Regions from separate parts of the Homo sapiens genome. Here region 1 is linked to region 2. A link is a loop called in an ENCODE intact Hi-C map of the cell type or tissue named here. Cell type or tissue: testis. All regions are shown on one strand. Links, peaks and the distances in the headings refer to the core of each region. The heading gives the core; the rest is flanking DNA. Region 1 holds the start of TTTY15 (testis expressed transcript, Y-linked 15). Region 2 overlaps USP9Y (ubiquitin specific peptidase 9 Y-linked).

Region 1 (5,378 bases), core at 303-5,302, 53 kb before region 2:
CCCAGCCCACATGAAACTACTTATATAAATCAAAATCAGGTAATGATAGAAGTCAGAAGAGTTAACGGAAGGCGGGTGGTGGGGAGGCAAGGACTAGGAAGATACGGTTCTGACATGTTAGCAGTATTTGTTGGAAGAGACAGACTTCCATCAATCTTGCATTTCTTATATGCCTTCCTGGGTATGCCACAATGCAATATCCTGACAACACTTTATCTATGTTATTTTTCTTTTTCTTTTTTTTTTTTTTTTTGAGACAGAGTCTTGCTGTTGCCCAGGCTAGATTGCAACGGCACTATCTTGGCTCACTGCAACCTCTGCCTCCCGAGTTCAAGGGATTCTCCTGCCTCAGCTTCCTGAGTAGCTGAGATTACAGGTGCCCGTCATCTTGCCCAGCTAATTTTTGTATTTTTAGTATTGACAGGGTTTCATCATCTTGGCTAGGCTGGTCTCGAACTCCTGACCTCATGATCCACCTGCCTCAGCTTCCCAAAGTGCTGGGATTACAGATGTGAGCCACCACGCCCAGCCTATCTATGTTATTTCTTAGTAACCTAGACAGATAAGGTAATATCATTCTCTACTTTCCAACAGACAAAGAGCAAGCTTGCTTATTTTGCCTTAGTATAAACGTAGTAGAATTCCAAACTGTTCCTTATCTGCAATGCAAGGAACTGCATTGCACTGCTGTCTGACATATAAATATGTGGGCCCCTTTGCATCACTCGTACGTGATTTAGGAAGCACAGGTAGTCTGCAAACATGATGCTCATGCTGCTTGTTCTGTTACAAGTAGTAAAGGCCTTGATACTGCTTGTTTTTGCCTTTATAAAGTCTGCGGATCTTAGTCCCAAAATACTGTCTTTGGATCCACTAAATAGTAACAGGTGAATCTTATAGCTTTTGAGAAAGGTAAAATAAAATCCCAGATCCAACAGAGTTCTATATTAAAATGGTGGTAGTAACATCGGTAGACCTGTGTATTAGTGTATTATTACACAGTGTATTAGTATTTAGTGAAAATTGGGCTGTGATGTTTATAGGATGTATGTTATACAATAAAACCTTACCAGCAATAAAGAAAAAAATTAGCCTATGTCTGCATATCTATACCTATCAAGACTTCTTCAAAGGAGAAGTAAAGTTAGTAAGTATAAGGCAGGAATTAAGTTCTAGAGTATCTTTTGATTATGATTATTACATGGGGCGCAGATGTAGAGCACAAAGTGGGCTTTGTTAGGGGCTTAGAACACTTGCATTCTATTTTTTTTTTTTTTTTTTTTTGAGATGGAGTCTTGCTCTTTTCACGTTGGCTGGAGTGCAGTGGCACTGTCTGGGATCCCTGCAACCTCTGCCTCCCTGATTCAGGCAATTCTCCTGCTTCAGCCTCCTGAGTAGCTGGGATTACAGGTGCCTGCTCTGACAGCTGGCTAATTTTTTGTATTTTTAGAACAGACGGAGTTTCGCCATGTTAGCCAGGCTGTTATCAAACTCCTGACCTCAAGCGATCTGCCCATGTCGACTTCCCAAAGTGCTGGGATTACAGGACCGAGACACCGTGCCTGGCCAACACTTGTACTTCTTATCTTTGCTGGCTGATGATCTTGGGCAGTTAACTTATTTTTTCTAAAATTTTTTTATGGAAAACCAAGGATAGCAATACATGTATTAAGAACTTCATAAGATAGTAAGTTTTGCATGATATCTAATCCTAACAAATCTGCAATTTTGTATGTGTGTGCTAGGTGAGTACAAAAATGGACAAATAATACCAAGAGTCAATCTGCAACATATAAGAAATATCTTCAATCATGAGCAAGTGGGGCTCATAATGGGAATTCATGACTGATTTAATATGAAATATTAATCGATGTAATATACCATACTAACAGATTAAGGAACAAAGGCGAAATTACAACTGAATACATCTTGCAGGAGACAACAACTAGGCTTTTCTCCTATTCGTCCAGATAGATGGTCTGGCCCAGGATTCTACAGAAGCAGCTCTTCCAGTCACCCCAGGCAAGGGTCTCAGGATAGGGTAGGTTTACTTGCATGGCACACGATGCGAGAAGTGGTGGCCCCTTAAAAGCTGCTCTATGAATTCCCAGGCGCCGCAGCACGGTCTCAGGATCTCAGCATTCAGGCTCACTTTTCTATGTACTGTTCATCCTGAGAAAAACTTGAAAACTGGTGATGTTTTCATGCAGGCTGTTATCGGCCAGAGCAGAGATTAACGATGAAGTAAAAACCAGTAGTGCAAGTGGAACCGTCAGAGCAACATAGTTGGGACACAAAAGATTAATCCCTTAGCCATAGCACCTCGCCTGGCGTTGACTTCTTTCTTGACTATGCCATACACTCTGCGTCCTACCAGTTCACATCAGATTTGCAGTCTTACTAAACGCCTTTCGTACTCCCACCTGTCCAGTAATCAGCTGTTTCCACAAGCAGTTACAGAACTAAAAGCGATTAAGGACAGGAATTCTATAGCTGAAGGGGCAGCGGATAGCCAGTGCCGTCCTGGGCTATTTTTATTGTGTGGCCCTAGCTGCAGCTATCCCAGTGTTGGTGATGAATACGCTTCAGTCGGGACTGAGGTTTCCGTCTAGGGCACCAAGGTGTTGCCAGTTCCGCTGCTTCTGGGTATAGAAAGAGTAGAAAAGGGGAAGAAAAGTAGAAACAGCAACCGTTAGCAAAGAGAGGAAGACGTAAATCAGAGCAGGGGAGGCCCTAGGGGCGGGGCTTGGCGGGGGTGGGGTCTTGGAGGGTCGCAGGTCGCGGCGCTGGGGATGGTGGGAGCCTGCGCAGCTGGCTGGGCGGTCTCTTTCTCTCTCTCCTTTTTTTTTTTTTTTTTTTTTTTTTTTTGTCAGCCGGGTTCAATGCGCCATATTGAAGAGGACGGGTCTAATAGATCGCTGGAGACACAATTTAACTGAACCCCGCCCGTTGTGGACTGACTTTGATGCTCTGAGTCCCTCCCTCCTTCACGCCGCTAGCAGGCCCTGATGTAGATTGCCTTTGTCTTACTTGGGACGTTTACCTGAGCGCTTGGTGCTGGTGTCGGGACCGGGAGATAGGAGTGTCTCAGGAGAGACCTGGCCGAAAACCGCGAGAAAGAAAAGTGAAGCCTAGTGAAACTGCCTTTGCAGTGACTCAAGAAAAACTCATCACCTGGAGTCCGTGTAAGCTCGGCGACAGCCCTAGCAGCGAGGCCAAAACAGGTAAAGAGGGCTACTGAATGACAAAGAGGTAGCGGCATCGGTCACCTGTATAAAGAGATGGACGCTTCTTAGGCCAAATCCCGGTATTTGTGAGCAATGTCTTCCTCAGGCATGCAGGCCGCAGTCACGACCGCGTGCCTAGAAAGTACCTAATATCAAAATATTTTACAGATATTTTGTTGTCCGCCATTCCCAGGTGTAGGTCTGAGTCTAGTCTCTATTTCCCACTGTCGGGTGCCCTGATTACGTGGACCTGGCGCCTGTACCGTAAACCACCCGCGCCTCCGAATCACCGACAGACAGATGTGAGATAATGTCGGAGGCTCAGGGGATTCTGAGTATGTGCGTTTCTTCTTTTGCCCTACCGGGCTTGAGACTTCTTATTTCGGAGGGCTAGGGGCAGACGCGGGCGGAACTGCTGTGTGTGTATTTTGCACTGTAAGGAAAAATGGCCGCCTAGCCTCCCCCGCCTTCCCTATTTCTCGTAATGCCTAAGGTGAAGTGGGAGGATTAAATCTCTGGTTTCACAGGAAGAACCTCCTGTCTATGCCCGGGGCCTCACTCAGAGCCAGGGACTAACCGCTCCTGGTTACACACCTTGCCCCACGGTCCTTCACAGGCTCGAAACTGGCTCGTTGCACCAAATGCTCTTACCCAGGTGGAGTGATGAGGAACGGAGTTAGGCGTTAGCTGTCCTTAGTCATTAGGCCAGACTTCTTGTCCACCTCCCGCAATCAGCCCTCACCATCTGACCTGAGAGTCTGCACCAGGTTTTTGCCCTCTTACAGCCTTATACCTCCTCTTCCTCTCCGCTACTTTGCTAAACGCCAAGACGCAGTATGACGTATTTTAATGAACAATTCGGTTCCGATTTAGTTTGTATCAGATCTCCTTTCTGTTCTCTACAGAAACAACTTGTCTCTGTTAGTGGTTGAACCTGTTTTTGTGATAGCGCATTACGCATAATGTACTTTTTCGGTATCTCAAAATATTAACTTAGACTTATGGAGCAGATATTTTACTAATTTTTATGAAATTTTTTGCAAACTAGAAATTTACACAGGAATTTTAAACGTTTATATTAAGAATGTTATTTATAAAATTTGCGCATAAGTTTACTTAATTTGTACGCTGCCCGGTGTATCTTACTTGTTCAGAAGGTTTTTAAGTTTGAAAGATGTATACGTAACCCTTAACTATTAATGCTGGTTTTTTGTTTTTTGTTTTCTTTTTGAGACGGAGTTTCGCTCTTGTTGCCCTGGCAGGAGTGCAGTGGCGCGATCTCGGCTCACCACAACCTCCACCTCGCGGGTTCAAGCGATTCTTATGCCTTAGCCTCCGGAGTACCAGTGATTACAGGAATGCGCCACCACGTCGGGCTAATTTTGTATTTTTAGTAGAAACGTGGTTTCTCCATGTTGGTCAGGCTGGTCTCGAACTGCCGACCTCAGGTGATCTGCCCGCTTCGGTCTCCCAAAGGCCTGGGATTACAGGCGTGAGCCACCGTGCTCAGCCTGGTTTTTGTTTTTGTTTTTTTAAGGGGGGCATTCTCTTACTGGGCAACTCGTTCATCCTCTAAATCCACAAAACAAGATCACTGTTAAGAAGGAAATACAGGTTCTTTCACTACGAAACTTTCAAGACTTCTTTTCTTGGGGTTCATTCTCATTAGTAATTATCCGATAAACTAAGTACCAGATCATAAGGTACCACGGTTGTCTAAAACTATACCGTTAAACTTTAAAAATATACACCATAAACTTCTACATTTTTCTTAGTTTGCTGCTTTAATCACTGCCATTTTCGTCTCTGCAAATGCGCAATTGTTTAAAAGTGTAAGGATTTGTTTTTCAATTAGAAAACTCATTGATATGCTTTTAACTTTCTCGCTTCACATGCTTTTAACTTCTCGCTTCAAACTTTATTCTTACAGTTTGGGAAGAAAGAAAACCTAAAGTATTTGCCGTTGGTGATTCAAGGGTGAGTTGGGAGTATTTTTTATTTCACTGACTTGAAAATAAGATTGTGGGATTTTAATTATTTCTTGTTGCCGTTTTCTGTTAACGGTGATTGCGTGAATGTTTACTCTTGTCAATCTTGTCTTACTGTTACAATATTTCTTTTTGTCGGTTGGCTTTAGTAATATATATGACT
Region 2 (5,378 bases), core at 218-5,217:
TCACATATTATGGGGCCATATTGTTAGGAGCATATACATTAAAGATATTTCCAGCTTTTTGAATTGACCACATATATAATGTTGTTGTTTATTCCTGATAATTTTCCTTCACTGAAGTTCACTTTGTGAAGTTAGTATAGCTAATTTTCCTTTGTTTTGATTAGTATTAGCTTGGTATGTTTTTCTTCATTCCTTTAATTCTAATCTACATCTTTATATTTAAAGTGGGTTTCCTATGGACAGCATATAGTTGACTTTTGTTTTTTGATCTACTCTGATAATCTTTTAATAGGTATATTTAGGCCATTGATATTGAAGGTGATTATTGATATAGTTGTGTTAGTAACTACACTATTTGTTATTATTCTCCATTTGTTACCCTTATTGTTTGTTACTGTGTCCATTTTTTCTGCCTTTTGTGGTTGTAATTGAACATTCTATATATTTTTTTCTTTTCTAAGCTTATTAATCATAGGCTTTTATTTTTTATTTTTAAATTTTTTAGTGATTGCCCTAGAATTTGCAATATGCATTTATACCAAATCCGTAAGTCCACTTTCCAAAGTGGAGTACATGTACTATCATAACAAAATATCTGTAATTGTTTCCTCCTGTTCTTGTATCATTGCTGTCTTTCATTTCATTTTTACGTAAGCTGTAATCATTGAATACGTTGTTGTTAATGCTATTTTAATTTATTTTATTATTTTTTGAGACAGGCATCACTGTCAACCCAGGCTAGAATGCAGTAACATGATTTTAGCTTACAGTAGTGTTGAACTCCTGGGATCAAGTGTTGTTCCCACCTCAGCCTCCAAGGTAGCTAGGACTACAGGCATGCACCAACATATCTGGCTTTTTTTTTTTTTTTTTTTTAACTTTTGTAGAGGCTCTCACTATGTTTCCCAGGCTAGTCTCAAACTCCTGGACTCAAGCAACCCTCCCACTTGAGCCCTCCCAAGTCACTGGTATTACAGACAAAAGCCACTGTGCCCAGCTGCTAATTTTATTTTAAAGAAACCATTATGTCTTAGATCATTTAAGATAAAAAGAAGAGTTTTTATGTTACCTTCATGCATTACTTACAGAATGCTTTTCTTTTGAAGATGTTTCTGTTGTATATCATTTTTCTACTCTCAGAAAAACTTGCAGAGCAGATACATTGACAACAAATTCTCTTAACTTTTGTCTGAGCAAGTTTCTATTTCTCCACTTTTTAAGTATACTTTTGCAGAATACAGAATTCTAGATAGGTAGTTGTTTTCTCTCAACACTTATAGATATTTTATTCCAGTCTCTTGCTTATATGATTTCTTAGACCAAACCCAGTGTAATTCTAATCATTGCTTTGCTTATAGGTAAGATGTTTGCCTGTAGCATGTTTCAAACTTTTTATTTTTCATCTTCTGCAATTTGAATGTATTTCTAGATGTACTCTTTTTTTTGTTTTTGTTTTTTTTTTGGCATTTATCTAGCTTGGAATTCTCTGAGCTTCCTGAATCTCTTGTTTATTGTATGGCACTAATTTGGGGACTTTTTTAGTTATAATTGCTTCTTTTTTTTTTTTTTTTTTGGAGGCGGAGTCTCGCTCTGTCACCCAGGCTGGAGTGCAGTGGTGTGATCTCGGCTCACTGCAACCTCCACCTCCCAGGTTGAAGCGATTCTCCGGCCTCAGCCTCCTGAGTAGCTGGGATTACAGGCACGTGTCACCACGCCTGGCTAATTTTTGTATTTTTAGTAGAGACAGGGTTTCACCATGTTGGTCAGGCTGGTCTCAAGCTCCTGACTTCATGATCCGCCCACCTCATCCTCCCAAAGTGCTGAGATTACAGCCATCGTGCCAGGCCAATTTTTTTTTTTTAATTTTCAGCCTATTTTTCTCTGCTCTTCAGTGTTCAAAGTCTAATTTTTTAACGAGTGCATCATTAAAATGCACAGGAATGAAGGCATTCTTCATTCCTGTTGCAGTGTTTTTGATCTATACTGTATTACCTTGAATCTTTTTTAGAATTTCTCTCTCTTTGCTTACATTAACTACCTTCTCATGTCATCTACTTTATTCATTAGAGCCCTTAGTGCATTAATGGTAGTTATATTTCCATCTGATAAATCTTTTTATTTGGAGACAGGCTATCACTGTGTTTCCCAGGCTGGAGTGCGGTGGCGGGATCTTGGCTCACCACAGTCTCTCCCTCGTGTGCTGAAGCTATTCTCCCATGTCAGCCTCCCAAGTAGCTGAGACTACAGGCATGTGCTACCACGCCTGGCTGATTTTTGTGTTTTTTTTTTTTTTTTTTTGTAGAGATGGGGTTTTACCATGTTGCCCAGCCAAGTCTTGAACTCCTGGATTCAAGCTACCCACCTGCAATCGCCTCCCAAAGTGCTGGCATTACAGGCTTGAGTCACTGCGTCCGGCCTCCATCTGTTAAATCTAACATTCCTGTTACATCTGAGTATGAATTTGATGCTTGCTCTGTCTCTTCAAACAGTTTTTTTGTCTTTTAGTATGCATTGTAATTTTTTCTTCAGAGATGCACATTAAGTACTATGTAGAAAGGAACTTTGGCAGATGGGCTCTAGTAATGTACTACTGGTAAGGTATTCGGGTAGGGGAAGCAATCTGTAATCTTACGATTAAGTCTCAATGTCGTAGTGAGCCTGTGGCCTTTGGGCTGTGGCTTAGATGGAACATGATGGGTATAGGGAGCTGGAATTGGAGTTTTTAGTTCTACCATGTAGAATGCTGTAGCAGGCTAGAGTTGAGTATTTTTTTTCCTTTAGGTCTCTTAGTCATTAAAAAACCTCAGTAGTATAAACTAGTTTCTCTTGAGGGCTTTCTTTTAACAGAACAGAATGTCCTTATGTATTTCAAAATGGCTACTTTGCATCTTTCCCTCCGAGAAGCTCAAGGGACTTTTTTCTTATCTTTTCAGGGAAAGGTTAAAAAAAAAATTGTTCATTCCCATAAAATTTGGCTTCTTAGTAGTTTTTTTTTTTTTTGAGAGGGAGTCTCGCTGCGTTTCCCAGGCTGTGGTGCAGTGGTGCGATGTCGGCTCACTGCAACCACCGCCTCCCAGGTTCAAGCAATTCTCTGCCTCAGCTTCCTGAGTAGCTGGGAATACAAGCACCACCACCCCTAGCTTATTTTTGTATTTTTAGTAGAGATGGAGTTTTACCATCTTGGCCAGGCTGCTCTTGAACTCCTGACGTCATGATCCACCCACTTCAGCCTCCCAAAGTGTTGGGATTACACAAGTGAGCCACCACGCCCAGCCTCTTAGTGGTTTTTAACTTGCATTGCATACTTCCCACCATGAGCCTTCAATAATTCTTTAATTACAGTTTAGGTTATCATACCTTGGGACTGGTTGCCACAGAGGTTTAAGATCTACTCAGATTGTCTATTTCTTTATAACTTGTTCTTGGCGTAGATTGTATGCCTCTGGGAATTTGTCCTTTTATCCAGGTCATGCAGTTTGCTGAGATACAGTGGTTTATAGGATGCACTGATAATCCTTAACTTTTTTGTATAAAATTCATTAATGCCTCTTTTATTTTTAATATTAATTATTTGACTCTTCTCTTTTTCTTAGTCAATCTAGCTAAAGGTTTAGCAGCTCTTTATTTTTTTCAGGAACAGAATTTTGATTTCATTGGTTTTTCTTAGTTGTTTTTCTAGTCTCTATTTTGCTTACATCTGTGCTCGCTTTTGCTTTAATGTGTCACTTAATGAAGGCATATGTTCTGAGAAATGCATTGTCAGGTGATTTCACTGTCTTGCAAACATCATAGTGTGCTTACACAAACCTGGATGGTATAACCTACTACACATGTAGGCCAGTTATTGCCCTAGGCTACTAACCTGTTAGCATGAGTTGAATATGGTAGGCAATTGTAATACAATGGTAAGTTCTAAACAGAAAAAATTTAGTAAAAATGGACTATTGCAATATTATGAGATGACCATTGTATATTTAGTTCATCTTGAATGAAATGTTTTGTGGAGCATGGATGTATTTTGTTATTCTTTTAGTTCTTTAAGGTGCAAATTTGGTTGTTGATTTGAGATCTTTTTTTAAAGTACTTTATAAGGTTTCCTCAGCACTGGTTCTGCTCTATCCCATAAATTTGGCATTTTTTCATTTTCATTTGCCTCACATATTATATAGTTTCTATAGGATTTCTCCTCTTTGATGGATGGGCCATTTAAGATGTATTGTTTAAATTCTACTTATTTATGAATTTTTCAGTTTTTCTTCTGCTATTGCTTTCTTTTTCTATTTTTGAGGCGGAGTCTCGCTCTGTTGCCCAGGCTGGAGTGCAGTGGTGTCATCTCAGCTCACTGGAAGCTCCGCCTCCTGGGTTCACGCCATTCTCCTGCCTTAGCCTCCCAAGTAGCTGGGACTACAGATGCATGCCACCACGCCCGGCTAATTTTGTTTTTGTATTTTTAGTAGACAACGGGGTATCACCGTGTTAGCCAGGATGGTCTTGATCTCCCGACCTCATGATCTGCCTGCCTCGGCCTCCCAAAGTGCTGGGATTACAGGCGTGAGCCCCCACGCCCGGCCTCTTCTGCTATTGATTTCTACTTTAATTGTATCCTGATCTGAAAAGAAACTTTTTATGAGTTAAGTCTTCCTATATTTGTTAAGATTTGTTTTGTGGCATTACGTATCCTGATGCATGTTCCATGTGCCCTTGCAAAGAATGTGTATTCTGCTACTGTTGTGTATGTAGAGCAGGAATCCCTAGTCCCCAGGTCGGACCAGTACCACACTGTGGCCTGTTAGGAAGCAGGTCGTACAGCAGAAGGTGAGCATCAGGCTGGTGAGCGAGCATTACCATCTGAGCCCCAACTCCTGTCAGATCAATGGCAGCATTAGATTCTCATAGGAGCATGAACCTTACTGTGAACTATGCATGTGAGGGATGTAGGTTGCGTGCTCCTTATGAGAAATCTAGTATCTCATGATCACAGGTTTCATCCTGAACCCTCCCACCCCTCAACTGGCTCCATCCATGGAAAAATTATTAATTATTGTTGTTAATCTCTTACTGTGCCTGATTTATGAACTTTAACTTTATCATAGATATGTATGGATAGGCTTGACTGTGACTGTGGTGGGTCCATTTCCACAATGGTTTCCTCACATGGCGGTTGGGTAGAGGCCTGTTTCTTAACCATGCGGATCCCCTCGTAGGGCTGCCTGAGTGACTTCAGACATGGCAGTTAACCTCTGCCAGAGAAATTGACCTAAAAGAGAGGGAAGAAAAAGCCATGATACCTTTCATGACCTAGACTCACAAATCACATTGTCATTTCCAAAGTATCCCTATCTGTACGTTCTAGGCCAGAAACACACCTAAGGGTTATG

Evidence for each region. A loop is a pair of places that touch in the nucleus more often than their neighbours do. Peaks named below come from ENCODE experiments on the same cell type or tissue, not always from the same donor. Only the 100,000 strongest peaks of a DNase experiment are listed, where the experiment ranks them.
Region 1: a loop joins it to region 2, with 5 times the contacts of the local background. A loop is called at or near these places in 8 of 110 quality-filtered maps.

The regions. Positions count from the first base shown.
Region 1 is chrY:12,659,483-12,664,860 of GRCh38, forward strand. TTTY15 (testis expressed transcript, Y-linked 15) reads left to right here and starts at 2,870. Exons shown (of 4, transcript NR_174088.1): 1 at 2,870-3,224; 2 at 5,158-5,204. LOC112268311 (a long non-coding RNA gene) reads right to left here and starts at 4,010. Exons shown (of 2, transcript XR_002958838.2): 1 at 3,822-4,010; 2 at 1,833-3,269. In testis, for the core only: no CTCF peak of the experiment used is centred there; DNase peaks (open chromatin) are centred at 2,779, 3,689 and 3,929; H3K4me3 peaks cover 2,931 bases; H3K27ac peaks cover 2,310 bases.
Region 2 is chrY:12,712,337-12,717,714 of GRCh38, forward strand. The region is part of intron 3 of USP9Y (ubiquitin specific peptidase 9 Y-linked); the gene reads left to right. Among named protein-coding and RNA genes, the nearest start is that of USP9Y, 14 kb to the left of the region's middle. In testis, for the core only: no CTCF peak of the experiment used is centred there; no DNase peak of the experiment used is centred there.